Regions from separate parts of the Mus musculus genome. Here region 2 is linked to region 1. The links are chromatin loops, found by intact Hi-C in ENCODE. Cell type or tissue: left cerebral cortex. All regions are shown on one strand.

What was found. Peaks named below come from ENCODE experiments on the same cell type or tissue, not always from the same donor. Only the 100,000 strongest peaks of a DNase experiment are listed, where the experiment ranks them.
Region 2: a loop joins it to region 1, with 7 times the contacts of the local background. A loop is called at or near these places in 1 of 42 quality-filtered maps.

Annotation. Positions count from the first base shown.
Region 1 is chr9:66,731,640-66,739,639 of GRCm38, reverse strand. The region is part of intron 2 of Car12 (carbonic anhydrase 12); the gene reads right to left. Among named protein-coding and RNA genes, the nearest start is that of Car12, 22 kb to the right of the region's middle. In left cerebral cortex, no CTCF peak of the experiment used is centred here; DNase peaks (open chromatin) are centred at 4,313, 6,126, 6,686 and 7,292; H3K27ac peaks cover 873 bases.
Region 2 is chr9:66,658,381-66,666,380 of GRCm38, reverse strand. No RefSeq gene overlaps it. Among named protein-coding and RNA genes, the nearest start is that of Car12, 51 kb to the left of the region's middle. In left cerebral cortex, CTCF peaks have their summits at 1,588 (motif pointing right) and 4,542; DNase peaks (open chromatin) are centred at 4,553 and 6,134; H3K27ac peaks cover 261 bases.

The DNA of each region.
Region 1 (8,000 bases):
AAAGCAGACACTGGCTTTGGCAAAATTCGGACTGGGTTTTGAAACACCGATGAGTTTTGAAAAGGTGCAGATTTCCAGCACCTAGATAATGAAAAGCCCAACCAGACATTCTGAGATCCTGTAGGCTGCAAAGGTGATGGGAGAGGAGGATCCACTGTGGGAAACAGTCTGAATGTCTGGCACTCTGAGATGGACACAGCCAGAGCAAACCAGCCATCTTAAAAACAAAGATGTGATTTCTAACCCTGTACTCATCCCTACCTATTTAAAGAAGTATAGATAGATAGATAGATAGATAGATAGATAGATAGAGATAGAGATATATAAAATTGTATCTTTGCTTTCTTTTCCTTTGTTTAGTTTTGTTTTATTTGAGACAGGATCTCACTAACCTTGGTTGGCCTAGCACTCAAAATTTACATAAAAATTAACCTTGGCTGGTCTAAAACTTGGGCCAGGCTTCCAGTGTCTGACTCCAGTGTTGGGTTCACAGGTCATGCACAACTACATTCAACTCGTACGTCTTTTGTTTGTTTGTTTTTTGTTTTGTTTTGTTTTTCATGACAGGGTTTCTCTGTGTAGCCCTGGCTGTCCTGGAACTCACTTTGTAGACCAGGCTGGCCTCAAACTCAGAAATCCGCCTGCCTGTGCCTCCCAAGTGCTGGGATTAAAGGCGTGCGCCACCACACCCGGCTTCAACTCGTATGTCTTAATTTGAATTTTGATTACAGAAAAATTTAAGCATTAACAAAATTAAAAACACAGTATGGGCTGGAGATGAAGCAACATGTCTGATATTTATGTATCATTAAAGATAAGGGTTCTTTAAACCATAAGCTCATTTCCAATGTAAAATCTGTTTATAACTCATTAGTATAACTAAATACCCAGCGAGTTTTCAGCTTTCTTTGTTCATCTCAGAGCGGTTTTAAGAGCTTGTTTGTATCCTCAGTGCATCTAGGCACACAGCGTGTAGACGCACCGTTGCTCTGAGCAAATAATTCATACAAGGGATTGAAGGATGCCTTTATAACCTGTTTGCAGACATGATGTCTGGGTAAAAAAATGTCTGGGCTAAGTAATTTCTTGTGTTTATATACCTGATACATCCACGTTATAGCATATATCATAATAATAATAATAAAGCATGAACCATGTAATTACCCATAAGGCTTGTTTACGGTTTCTTACTGGCTGTCCTATGTTCTCAAGATTAATAACAATTTTTTATGATTTTTAATTATGTGTATATGTGTGGGGGTGTGGGTATGTGCGTGTGAGTCCAGTGCTCACAGAGGCCAGAGGAAGAAGCTGGATCCCTTGAAACTGGACTGTCTACAAAAACAGATCAGAACTTGCCTTTGTGGCAAAGTTGACATTCTAGATGTTGGTGACATTTTGCCAACCAACGGTCATATTTCCCACACTGTGAAAATGTGTAGGTTTTGGTTAGTCCCTCAAGGCTGTGGCTAGGTTGTTATATTCGGAGATCTGGGAAGAATAAAACCATGCCTCGTCCTAGTACACAAATGTGCACACAAATGATTGGTGACTGTGGACCAACCACAAACGCATGCTAAACAAGACAGATTGTAGTGACAATAACAACAGAGGGTTCCGAGGCCGGGATGGAAGCTCATTTGGAAAAGTGCCTGTCCTGCAGGCATGAGCACACGAGTGTGATCCTCAGCACCCATGTAAGCTGCTGCGTAGGCGTGTACTTGCAGTCACAGTGCTGGAGAGGCCGAGACAGGAGGCTCCCCAGAGCACATTAGCCAACCAGCTTTGCCTAAAACTGGCAAGCCCTGGGTCCTAGTGAGAGACTATCTATCAAAAACAAGAGGGACAGCTCTTGAGGAACAGCACTCAGGGTCAATCTCTGGCCTACACACACACGCACACGCACACGTACACGCACACCTGAGTAGCCATAGTCAATGAAGGAGAAAAATCTCTAATTAATATCCTTTGAACTGCTATTTAATTTTGAAGTGAATTTATTCATTTCTTCACAAAGGTGCCTTTCTGTATGCTGGGCACTAGACTCGGTGTTGATATGAAAGCAGGTTTACTTCCCGTCCTTGTAGAGTTACATTCCAGGGGTCAAGACCAATAATGAGTCACAAATAAGCAACCCCTACACAGGTCAAATCACCATAGTCTGCCATTGGCGCTATGAAGGAAATGAACAAGGGCTGTGGTGGAAGAAACGGAGAGACCTCACTCCATCTCTGGTATAGGCATCCTTCCTGAAGGAGATGCCATCCGAGTAGAGACTTAAGAGATGAGATGAAATGACCCATGAACAAAGATGGAGGACCAGCCTTCCAGACGGAGAGCTTGAGGAGCCTACAGGCCTGCTAAAGCTGATAGGTGGTGCATGCCAGATGTACAGGAGACCTGCACTCAGAGAGGACCTGGGGCCCACTAGGTTTCTTGCCAAGGAAGAAGCTGCTCTGTGGGGAGGTTGAGCAGGAGTCCTTTGATGCCAACTAGTGTATGGTCTTTCACAGGTTGAAGAAGTCTTCCCCTCAGGCGGCTGGTACCCGCTTCTATATGGAGAGGCTATCCATTCCTCCTGAGCCTGTGGCTGGAACCACAGAAAATGCAGCTAAGCCCCCAGAATCCCATCCAGAAGGGAAGGATCCCTCTAAAACCAACTCGAAAGCACGTATCTCCAGGATGTAGTTTGGATATAGAAGCACACTTTCAAAATATATCTAAAGTACATTTAAGTTGCTGGAGTTCCTTTCAGAAGTTATTAAGAAAATATGGCTTCTCACAACAAATCTAGGAACACTTGGCTGGACTTGGCCTGCTTCCCTGTCTACCAAGTGGTCAGACACAAGCATGAAGGCAAGATCCAGCCAGAGAGAAGGAAGCTGCCAGGTTAATAATTGATGGCTGAGGCCTTCTGGTTGTGTTATTTACTAACAGAGGTCAAGGAATCACACTGGCATGGAGACTTTTTCTTTGTTAATGTTAGAGATGAATCAGGCCTTGGCTTGGACAGAGAGCAAAGGCTACCGGGCCAGGGCGACTCCTTACTTATAAATGTTGAAGGGGGCTGCCCCAGCAGGCCACTCTTTCCCTTGGATTTTACATTATAGACCAATTAAAATAGACAGAATTTTCTAAAGATGCCTAAGTCATCCTTTGTTTTGATTTTATCTTCATTGTGTCAGTTTTAAATTGTGTCGACTTAACAGGCAGAATCAGCTTGGGACTTGTAAAGTGCACCCCAGGTCTTTCTGCCATCATTTCTGTTCCTACCATGGTGGGAGGGGCTGATGGTACAGATTGGGAGGGTGAAGCTGGGATTGCCAATCAGTTCTGCTAGCCACTGCAAGCGTCTTTCTCCTGCTCTTCCACACATCCTCCCGCCCGCCTATAAGCTTCTGCAATATTCCTTTCCAGTATTGCTGGGGTAAGGGACAAAGGGCTCCATAGTCACACTCTGACCTCAAGGCTTTTGTCAGGTTCTTTCAGAAGCTCTGTATCACTATACAGAAGGGTGGGGTTTCCAAGATGCCAAAGGTGAATTATCTATTTGCTTTTGCTTCTCTGTCTTAGCCACCTCTTGGCAGGCCCTGAGGAGCTGCTGTCTTAGAGCCTTTTGATCACAGAGAAGCCATAGCAACTCCCTGCTCTCACCTTTCCTTTTTATTCCAGCGGTGCAGGGCCCTCTGCACTCTTCATTTCTTCAGCAACTACTCTTAGCAAAAGAATGCTGGCCTTTCTACCCCAATAATCAAGAGCTACCTAAACTACTCCTCAGAGAAACATCTTCATCATCATCATTGCCACTACCACCACCACCATCATCATCATCTTCTTCTCCTGCCTAGAGCTCCTTCAAAATGTATATTCTAACTGGGGATGTAGCTCAGTTGTCAGAGCAGTTGCCTAGCATACAAGATGCCCCAGATTCCATTCTCAGCACCAAATAAAGTATAGTGGAACATATTAGTAATTCCAGCTCTCAGGAGGTAGAGCCAAGAGGATCTAAAGTTCAAGGTTACCTTGAGCTACAAGGCAAGGATATAAGAAAAGCCAGAAAACAATGCAGGCTCTCAGGCCCCATCTAGACCTACTGAACCAGACTCTGGAGGTGGGCTTAGGGCCTGTTACTGAATATCACCTCCCCAAATGATCCTGGTGCTTGCCAAGAACTAAGACAAGCTTCACTAGGTGGCAGCTAGTTTTATACGTGTATGTGTGATTCCTGAAAAAGAGCCCAGACATTCTGAAATTCTCAAACAGATCTTGAATATAGAAACTATAATAGCTACAAACTAGTGCAAATTGCTAGCATGGTGCTAGCCTACCCTGATGATGAAACAAGCAGCTGCCTGTGCAAGCCCAATGCACGATGTTCTTGCTGGTTTTCTTTGACTCATTGACTGTGTGGGAAACTGCTGAATCCACAGCACACTGTGGCCACTAGCCTGGCCAGACAACAATATTATTCATAAAACCAAATGGTGGAAATAATCCATATCTATCAACAGAGAAATGAATATGCAAAACTGTGGCATAGACATACAGTGGAATATTACCCAGCCATAAAGGACTCATCTTATTCCAAGAACCTAACCCACAGGATGCCTGAGGGCTTGGGTATGCCTCTGTATTTTCACAACAGCCATCACAGAGCCAAACACACAACAGAGGCTTCTAGACTTTTACTCAAAGATTGGCTCACATGGTCTAGACTCAGAAGAGTGGTCACCATGCCTAAATGGGAGCTTCTTACAACGCAGCGTTTTTGACACTGCAGTTTGGAGATGAACCTTGAACTCTGCATGTCCAACACCCCCCACCCTCCGCCCCCGAAGTGCTGATGTGGCTGGGCTGGGCCCCACATTTGTCAACCACTGTGCTAAAGCGTTATTTCTCAACCTTTGCCACACAGAGGAATCTCTGTGAGCTTCCAATCCTGCCTGGCCCTGCCTATGAGGTTTTGCTTAACTGGTCTTGAGCTGCCCCAGAGATCCTAATATTTAGCTGAAGTTGAGAAGAGCTGGTGGAGGCCCTCGTCTGATCAAAGGCCCTTGTCTGATTGGAGCCAGGGCTGTGTTTTTCTCTTGGGTCAAGGCAAGGTTGCTGTTTTGTTTTATAGCAACAACTAAAAAGAAATTTTGAGAGAAGGTCTCATATAGCCCAGGCTAGCCTCAAACTCCCATGTAGTTTAAGAATGACCTCGAGGGCTGGAGAGATAGCTCAGCTATTGAGAGCACTGGCTGCTCTTCCAGAGGACTCATGTTCAATTCCCAGCACCCCCATGGCAGCTCACTGCTGTCTGTAATTCCAACTCTAGAGAATCCAACACTCCCATGCAGGCAAAACACCAATGCACTAAAGATAAATAAAGTTTAAACAATGACCTTGAGTTTCTGGATTCAGAGTCCATGGTGCTCAAAGTCACATAGAATCCACTGATTTTGAACTTCTGATGATCCTACTTGTGCCTCTGGAGTGCTGGATTATAGACATGTAAAACTACCTTAGGTTTTATGTGGTTCTGGGGACTGAACCCAGGACTTCATGCATGCCAGGCAAGCATTCCCCAAACAGTCAATGGTTTCTACCCATTCTCCCTCCTTCCAGCCCCTGGTGACCACAAATCCACTTTCCCTCTATATGGAGTTGCCTATTCTGTATTTAATGTAGAGTCAGTCACATGGTATCCGGTCCCAGAGGGGCTTCATTTATCATCATGTTTCCAAGGCTTGTCCCTTGAGCATGCGTTCAGTCCACTCCTTTTTACAGCTGAGAACCATGTCACTCTGTTTATATGCTACAATTTGCTTATCCATTCATAAGGTTGATCTTGTTATAATTTAAGTATTTGACTCTAGGTAAGTTGCTTTTGTCCTTTCATGTGAAGTAGTTGCTGGCTAAAAGGAGACAAGCTGTGACTGGACCCGGGGAGCAGTTAGTAGGAAAAGGCTGGGGGGTCAAGAAGGCTATCACTCATAGCAAGCTCCCGGGTAGAAAGAGAAAACCTGAAATATCAGGAGCTACAAAGGATAGAACAGTGTTCCTGGCAAGGAAAGGAGACCCGTGGGAGAGCAAACACTGTGGGCGGAGGCAGCCTCCCTGGCTGGCTGCTTCCCTGGCAGAGACACTTGTAAATGTCACAGGTGCTTCTCCTCAGGGGTGCAGCTGCCTGCCTGCTGACAGAAGCACTCGCTCTGCCTCTCCCTCTTCCTCCCCCTTCTCAGGGGCTCATCTGTTATATACCAGAGGCTGGGAGGGGGCTATAGCTTGGCTGGCATTTGCGTAGGAGTTCCAGGAAAATCAGACTATCTAAATTGAATGTCGCTCTGGACTGGTGACTAGTTGTGGACTTTCCATGTCTGTGCACTGGGTGAGAATCTCCCCTTTGCTCTGGTCCGGCTTTGCTCTGCTCTGAATGCAACAAGAACCGTCTGCCTACTCCCTTCTGCATCTTCCCCTGCTGTTCAGACCTTGGCCGCTCACTCTGCTCAAGCCCCTGTCCACAGACCACTGAATTCAAATGCTCTTTCTTCTGCCGTCATTTTCCTCACAGGCTTCACCCTTGCCGTGCTCTGTCTTACCGCCCCTGCTCCTTTTCTGTCTCTTCCTGTTTTATGTCATAAGACAAGATGTCACTGTGTGGTCCAGCTTGGCCCTAAACTCTTCATCCCCTGCCTCTGCCTCCCAAGTGCTGAGATCACAGGCATGCGTCATTCTCAGCAGCCACGCAGCTCCAGCTGTTTCTAAAACTTCTCACTGTTTTCAGGACATGGCGTTGTCTGAGTTGTCACCTCAGATCTCTAGTTTCTCTGAATCTCTGTGAGGTGGCCTGCCTCTTGATTTTGGTTATGAATCTCGCCTTTAGTGGCTGAGCCATCTCTTCAGCCCCAGGCTGCCTGTCTCTTAATGTGAGCTCCCTGGCTTTTCTTCTTATGCTCACCTCTGGGTTGATCTAGACCCTTCTTATACCATGTTACTCCCAGGGATCAAATTCAGGCTGAGCCATCTTGCTGCAATATCTGTTTTCATGTCTACTTCTCTTTAACTATCAATCCACTTTGGGCAAGGCTCTGGCTCTGCCCTCCTATATGCCACCAAATGGTCAGCCCCACCCCCCCCACCCCGGAAATTGGTATCAACTGGGGGAAGGATAAATGAGTCAGTGAACATGCAAGTATCCAAATACTCCCTCTGAAGTACAGTTGGATATGAAAATGAAGAAGCTAACAAGCTGGCACGGGGTGTTGGATTCATAAGCATGTTTATATCCTAGGGCGGCCTTCCTGGTACTGTAGGAGGGGACCTTTTGAAAACGCTTCTGGGCTAGGGAGTTGGCTCAGTCAGTATCACGCTTGCCATTCGATCATGAGGACCTGAGTTCAGATCCCTACAGCCAACATAAATGTCAGGCTCACTGATGCCCCAGTCCTGAGTTGGGGCTGACGGGCAGCTCCCTGGAATTTCTTGGCCAGTCGGGCTAGCTGAATCTGTAAGCTCCAAGTTTAGTAAGAGACTCTGTCTCAGATAGATAGATAGATAGATAGATAGATAGATAGATAGATAGATTACATAGATGGATGGATGAATGAATGTATACATACATACATACATACATAGAAAGTGATAGAGAAAAACACCCAGTGTTAATCTCTGACTTACACACTTACATACAAGTAGGTCAACACACACACACACACACACACACACACACACACACACACACACAAAACTCTTCTCTTAGCTGAAGCTGTATCTCATGAAAGAGTACTTGTATAGGATACACAAGGCATTGAGGCCAATTCCTTGCCTAAGAGAAGAGAAGGAAGGGAAGAGGAAGTGAAGGGGAGGGGGAAGGAGCATCTTAGTAACACAGGGGGCAGAAGCTATCCAGGTTCTCCAGCAATGTTGAACGTCAGCTGTAGAGTCCAGCCGAGCCCCAGTACTCTACTGAATGAAGCAACAGGACCCATCAGACACACGCACAGTGTCTACGTGCC
Region 2 (8,000 bases), 73 kb after region 1:
GTTTGTCTTCTGCTATGGCCTTACTCCAGAAAGTCCTTATCACTCACAGTGCCAGTAGACTCTGGCCCAGAGCCTGAAGTGAGTCCAGAAAAGAACAGGACACCAAGCAACCCCAGCCCCTGGAAGGGACTGTATGAAATCTCCTGTTACCCATGGCCAGCCCAGGTGGAAAGGCACATGCACAGGGACAGGCTGTCCTTTACGGATCAGAGCCAGCAGCCCTCTGTCTTACTCCACCACACACTTTGTAGGCTTCACATATTCTTGTCTCCAAATGAACACTTTCCTCTCCTGTTCTGATCCCCTGGCTACTTTCTCTCAATAAGACTCCAACTGCCATCACCTCCCTGTAGGCATCAGGCTGCCTGACCCAGAGCTTGTGGAGTCGCCTGGTACAGGTCTTCAGCTTGCAGAAGAAACCAGCCCTCCACTCCCATAGGTTGCCACATCTCCAGTCAGACAAAAGCTAAGGGTTAGCCTGAGCTCAGCCTGATCCTTTGGGTCTGGTTTCCAGTTGGGATCCTGTTGGCATCTTGGGAACCGGGATGAAGTGGCAAGATGCCAAGTGTCAGCAAAATACAGGGATCTGGAGTGACAAGGGACCATGGAGACGTCTATCACGGCTGGACTGAGAGACAGATCCCAGGCCAGAACATAGGCCTGCCCCATCTCAGACCACCTTAAGCTAGACAGGGAAGGAGTACAAACAGCCATATCGCATATACTTTAATATTTAAAAGTTACATCAACCTAGCAGAAATTTAAAACAAAATGTTTTGTGCTCTCACCTCAGTAAATACACCTTCAGGGTGAGTGCCAGGTCTAGACTGAGAAGTGTCACACACTCCCCAAAGTTCCCAGTCTGAATGTGGCAACTGGGGAGAGTCCTCAACTATGGATGCTTCCTATAGGTGCTCCTCTCTCATTCTGTCTTCACTCCCAGCTCTGTCTTATATGTACACCCACACACAAACAGCTGCCCTGGGTACTCCAGGACCTAGGCCAAACACAGCAGCAAAGCAGTCTGACCTTGACTAAAGAGATGGTCGGAGAGGCCCCCCGAAGGCTGCTAGTGAATCGGGGACTGTCTTGGCAGGAAATTGAGGAGTTTCTAGAATTCCAGGTCCAGCAGGGGTGCACAGTCACTTGGCCCAGGAACATCTCAACCAGGGTGTCAAGGTGGGGCCGTGGGAGGAGCAGAGCAGGCCCTGGGAAGCAAAAAGCCTGACAAGTGCTCCTGTTGCCCAGGTCTAGGGGTGGTACCTTCACAGACCAACTTGGAGACATTGAGGAGAACCAAGAAGCTGGCCCAAGGTACCAGGAGAGGGAACTAAAGACCTTTTTTGAAAGGGAGCTGGAGACAGCTGGTAAGGGATTCTATTCTGTTTTATCTCAAAACCTGACCTCAAAGAAGATAATGATGGTGGTGATGATGGTGATGATGGTGATGGTGATGATGATGATGATGAAAGTCATCATTGTCTTCATCATCATCACCACCACCACCATCATCATCATCATCTTAGTCATTTGTGTCTTTTGCCTTTCTGTATATCAGTGAACTAGGTGCATGCAGTGACTCTCGAGGCCAGAAGAGGGCATCAGATTCCCTAGAACTGGAATCACGGATGGTTGTGAGCTGGGGTGTGACGCTGGAAACTGAATTCAAATTCTCTGGGAAGAACAAGTGCTCTTAACCTTGAGTCTTCTCTCCAGCCCCTCGAAGGAAGACTTTTGTTCTCCTTGAAGATCTGGGACTTCGCAGGCGGTTCTGCCGCTTTCTGTTGTAAAAAAGAACTGGGAAAGGTTGGTCAAAAATAAACTCTGTTGCTAAAAGGCTTCACCATCCGCAAAACACAGCATCCGGTTTTAGAACAAGAGCAGAGTATTTACATCCCTTTCAATAAACACAGGTAAAACAGCCCTGGCCTGTTGTTTTAAATGTTTTAAAAATCCCGACCACATGAAGGGAGAGACGCGGTGGGGGTGGGTGAGAATTACAAAGCAAAGCTATTTAACGGTAAATGGGTGGGACAGACATAGAGGAAAGCAGACAGAAATTCTCGAGCTGGGCATGGTGGCGCACACTTTTGATCCCAGCTCTTGGGAGGCAGAGGCAAGTGGATCTCTGTGAATTCAAAGTCAACTTGGTCTATATAATGAGTTCCAGGACAGCCAGAGCTACATAGAGACCCTGTCTCAAAAAAACAAGACAAAACAAAACAAATCAAAAAACAAAGACAAACAAAACAAAGAAAGAAAGCTCCAAAACGAACATTCTCTTGGGTGCCTTGTGCCTTAAGGATTTTAAGAGTGTGTTTTGTTTTGTTTTGTTTTTTATAACCATTGGCACAACTTAGATACCACCTGTAGACACTTGCCTTGTAAGTCATAAAAACATGTTATGTGAATCTTTCTAGAGCCATCTGGGCACGAACCTCCAGCCCCAGGTGATGGTCACATGACAGCACAAGTGATCAGAACCAGGGATCTGTGTCTCCTGGTTGTTTTTTGTTTTCTTTCTTTCTTTCTTTCTTTCTTTCTTTCTTCCTTCCTTTCTTTCTTTCTTTCTTTCTTTCGTCTCTATATCAATCTATCAACCATGACCAATTTTTATTTTCTTTTTCTCTATTTTATTTACTTATTTATTCCTCAGAACTTTTTGTTTTTGTTAATTTGTTTTCCTCTCTCTCTCTCTCTTTCTCTCGATATGGTTTCACTTTGTATCTCAGACTGGCCAGCAACTCATGTTTCCTCTTTTGTACTACCACATCCAGCTACGTGAAAGTCAAGAACTTCTGAAGTATATTATAAATACTGTTCCTAGCTGGTCCCAGCCCTAGAGCCCAGGGCAGTGTTCATCCCCATATACAGATAGGGAAAGAGAGGACAAGAGGATGGATCTGCTTGCCTGAGGCCTCAGTGCAAGTTAGTTAGTTTTCTCTAGCACCAGGATAAGAACCTGGAAGGCTCAGGTCTGCTCCCTCACCTCAGATTGCTATATGGCCTCTACATGGGCCCTTGGCCTCCCTCCCTGCCTTTGTTGATGTGAGGAGCCAGATCCTCCTGTCCTCTTGTACAGTCTCACATTTTACTATAAACCCTCTAATTCGGCAACCAAAACTGGGCTTTGTTGCTGGCAGTTTTACCATGTGCCAAATATTCTCTGCAGGGTTCGGCAGTCTTGGTGCTATGATTCAGGCAGTGACAGGCAGACCAACAGGGAGAAGGCTTTCTGAAGAGCTCTACGGATGAGGGAAGCTGAGAGGGGACTTGGTTCTGAAAAAACGAAAAAGCAGGAACCACTGGGGTCTCAGCAGCTAAACGCATGGTCTCCAAGTGGGCTGCATTTGGAGACATAGTAATAGCTTTATGTTGAGAGATCAACATCCTTGCAGTGTCTGACAACAATGGCTCGGGCTGAAAGGGAAGAAGAGGAAACCCAAAGGACCAGACCCCACTGTCAGCCAGGGCAGCCTGAAAACAGGTGTATTCCTAAGTGCATAAGGACAAGTAGCTCTCACAAGGGTGGCCTGGAGAGTCCGAGACAAATCCACCCTGGCTGGCTGGGCAGGTGGAAGGTCGGAAGGGCTGGAGTGGATTGAATGAAGGAACCAGCCATGCATCTGTGTCCACAGATAGCTGGCATCTGGTTGTACTTGGCTCTCTGTGTCTGGAGCTAGGCAACAGTTTGGGAGAATGGAGTCTGACTTTAGCCAGACTTTTGATTATTTTTAATTTGAAACAGACATTGAATCAGATTAGCTAAACTCTGACATAGAAACTCACTTATACAGCTGGTTGGAAGAGATCAAAGAGCCGGGGCAAAACTCAATGGTAGAACATCTGCTTTATATGTGCAAGGCCCTGGATCCAAAAAACCAGAGCTGCAAGGAAGCCAGCAACAGCAGGAACACGTCTTATATCCACATCTGAGTCTTTGCTTGCTTGTACCCTGTCCTTGACAAGAATTTACGGCATTGACGTTTGACTTAATTGGGATACCGTGGCTTTCAAATCTGAGACGTGATTTTGGAGGTTGGGGAGATGGTCCAGTGGATAAAGCATATTTTTTTTTCACAAGCTCAAAGACCAAAATTCAGATCCCAGGATCCCATGTAAAAGCAGGGGCATGGGTGATGGTCTCTTGAAATCCCAGCACTTGGTGGCAGAAACAGGGGGTCCACAGGCAAGCTGGTTATTAGCTAGACTAGCCAGAACTGGCAAACTCCAGGTTCAGTGAGGAGTCTGTATCAATAGAGAGAAGAGTGGCCAAGGAAGGTACTAAGATACTCAGGGCCAACCTCTGCCCCCACACCCACATTCCTACACACGCATGTGCACACATCACAGAGAGAGACAGAGACAGACAGAGAGAAAAGTACTTTCATCTCTGCAGCAAGGGGAAGAGAAAGGTCACTGATTTGAGTCAGAAATCCTAGGCTCAGTGTTCAGGTGAGGACAGAGTCCCTCTGTATCTGAGGTCCCTTGTTGGTAAAGCGATACAATTCTCTGCCTCCCTCAGCACGCTGTAGAAACCAACTCCACGCCAGATGGCAGGTCTGAGAACTCTTTGCAAAGATAAAGCAGTTGTGATACCATTTAATGAATGCCTCCCTGCTTGATGCCAAACTCCATTCAAAATGCTTCACGCGTCTTTGTAACAGCGCTGTGGATGGCCATGGGTCGTATCCTCACTTCTAGACAAGGAAACTCAGTCCAGGACCATTCATCCTGGAAAAGCCCTCAGTCAGGTGGCTCTGAGTCTGGCCTCAGAGCTCATATGGTAAACACTGCACACACTCTTCTGAGGATAACTGCATCCACATTTTCTGATGGCAACTCAGTCAGGCTTGTCTATGGTGGGGGAGATACTGTGATGGTATGGATATTGACATGTCAATCAAAGACACATCATTATGGCTTGTATTTGTCTGAAGCTCTTGATGAAGGTTTTTCCTACAGCTTGATGGCTGCCACAGAACAGCAAACTGATGCTGAAAATGGTTAGGAGATTTAGATCAAGGTCACTCAGCCATAAGACTGCATGGGTGTTATCTGAACCCAGGGCCCCCAAACCCACATATCTCTCCTGCCTCCAGGGAAGTTTTCCTTATCTGTAATTCATCTTAGGAGCCAAGTTCAGGCAGATGGGATACTGAGACAAAGTAGCTAATGTGCCCCAACCATTGGGGCAGGGGGTGCTGCATAAAAAGCTATCATTTGACTATGTGTGGTGTAGTGATATATGACTTTAATCTCAATATGCAGGAAGCAACGGCTGACAAATCTCTGTGAGTCTGAGGCTAACTTGGTCTGCATATAAAGTTCAATGTCAGCCAGGGTTACATAGTGAAACCCTGTTTTGTTTTGTTTTGTTTTGTTTTTTCGTTTTGTTTTTTTGGGGTTTTTTTCTTTTGTTTTGTTGAGACAGGGTTTCTCTGTGTAACCCTAACTGTCCTGGAACTGGCTCTGTTGACCCGGTAGCCTCAAACTCACAGAGACTTGCCTGCAACTGCCTTCTGAGTGCTGGGATTAAAACCACTAGGCTTGGTTTTTGTTTGTTTGGTTGGTTTGGTTTGTTTTTATTTTTGCTTTTGCTTTTTTAAAAACAATCCTCCAGAGAGATGACTGTATTGGAGCAACTAAGTCATCCCTGGAGCACGGGTGGTCTTGGAAAGACTGTGTGGACAGGGCTCAGTACTGGTGTCTGCAATGACCTCAGGCAGCACAAGATACCACAGGCATCTGACTCTGCAGTGAGTCCCCAGGCCAGCCTGGTGAATTTGAAATGAATGTGTCCCCTCGATCCATAAACCTCTCATGTGGCTCTTCCCACTAAGGGATGCACCCTGGAGGCAGGTGGCACTTGTGGTTGTACCAAGTGGACCTTGGTCTCTGGTCACTTTGGTATGATTATATGTCCCACACCTCTGCTCTGGGAAGCTAGAGACACGTGTGTCCTTGAAGGGACAAGCCTACCCCATGCACACTATTTAAAAACTAGAGTAGACAAACTAGCAAGTTGCACTGCCTTCCACCAGTCCTTTCCATCCCAGCCCCAAAAAAGCAGGATGATTCCCAAAAGGCTCCTTTAGTTGCCCCAAAGTGGCATCCACCTCCCTCTATCTAAAGATGTCTCTCAGAATAGCCGCAGACAGAAGCCAAAAGCATTTTGAGTAAGTTGGGAGCTCAACTGAGTCACAGTCGGAGCTTTTTTTAGGTCGAGACTCTTCGTCTGAATAAGGCACAAGAGAAGCTGGTGTTTTAAGCCGTTCTGACAAGATGAAAATAGCTCCCTCACCCCCCCCCCCGCCCTCTACCTGCAACACCTGACTTACAGAGGCCACGGGGCTGGTGGCCAAGTACTCGTAATTCAAACTGTGGCTCGAGGAACACTAGCCATCGAGGTTGTTCTGTTAACTTTGGACCAGCCAGCAAGTCTGGGCTCCTGGCCATGGGGCTCTGGCTTAGCCCTACATAGCCTATATGTCTGAGGTGAGATGCATAGGGGTCCAGTCTCCAGCTTTCCAGACACCAGCTGACCCAGCTATGCCACATCTGTAGCCTTGGGGAAACTTTGGTTTGGGGTCATAGGTAAAAGTTCTGCCTTTTGGGAGATGTGAGCCTAATAGAGAGTTATACTAGAAACCCTCTTCTGAGACCAGGCCTGAAAGAGCAACCACCCTGAACAAAAGAGCAAATTAGAGACAAGGGTGACTCTCCCTTTGTTATATTCCACTGAGCTGTGGACCCTGTGACAGCAAGCATGTGTGTGTGCTTCACTGTGCTTCCTGATAGCCATAACAGAGCCCATTGTCTCCCCTGAGGTCTTCCATGGGTGAGTTGCAGACAATTCTGAGCCTCCATGTGGGTGCTGGGAATTAAACCTGGGTCCTCTGGAAGAGCAGTCAGTGCTCTCAACCACTGAACCATCTCTCCAGCCCGCCCCTTTTTTCTTTTATGAAATGAAATGTGACCGCCCTATAAGGGTGATGTTGGACCAGCATCTACTGTAGGTGTAAGCGGCTAGTTGTAATCTTTACAGTCATATGTTGGTAGCAATCAGTAAAGAGGGGGGAATTCTCTCCTGGGCACATTAAAACAGCACTGTGTTTATCTGTGTATAGTATGCACAGAGCCCTGGGTTCAATCCCAGCACTACATAAACTAAGCTGGTGGTGCATGCCTTTCATTCCAGCTCTTAGGAGGTGGAGTCAGTAGGAATTGAGCCAAAACAAAGCAAGTGAGACATCTCAAAAACAAACAAAACCAGGACTGACTGCTACAGAATTCTGTTCAAAGAGCCTCTCATAGTCATTTACATTATAATGAATGACCTGTTAAGTCAATGAAATACAGTATTAGCTGTCATTTGCAGTGTGCTTCACCCCCCAGACAGATACTGGGACCACCAGACAGGTGTTAGCTGAGGATAGGTACTGGGGCAGGTGTTAGTGGAAGACAGGTGTTGGGACAGGTGTTAGCTGAGAGCAGGTGCTGGGACAGGTGTTAGTGGAGGACAAATGCTGGGACAGATGCTGGGATAGGTGTTAGAGCCACTTGGTTGTATTGATGCCTTTCATCAGTGCTATGAGGGCTCTGTTGGGGCTAGAGTTCTTCAGGAGATGTTCTCAGGGCAAGTGGAGTCCAGAGCACAGTTCTTTGGAAGTTCCTTGCCACTGTTGCTGCCTTGGGTGGCATTAATGTGAAGGACTTCGCCCTGTCCTGTGCCTCCATGTGCAGTCCTGGCCTCAGAGTGTTCCTGTCTCCGAGGCCCAGTGCTCTGCAGCAAGCATCTCACCAGGCTGTGTTTGGTCTCACGCTAGTCTAGGATTCAACTGCTTGTCCATTCCTTCATGCCTACCTGTGGGTGCCACAGATCCTACCCACTTCACTTTATCTCTAGGTGAAGGGTCAGGTATACTTTCGTGTCAGGATAAGTTTATGGTAGCCACCCCTTCCCTTTTTTCTTTTCTTTTTTCTTTTTTTTTCCAGAC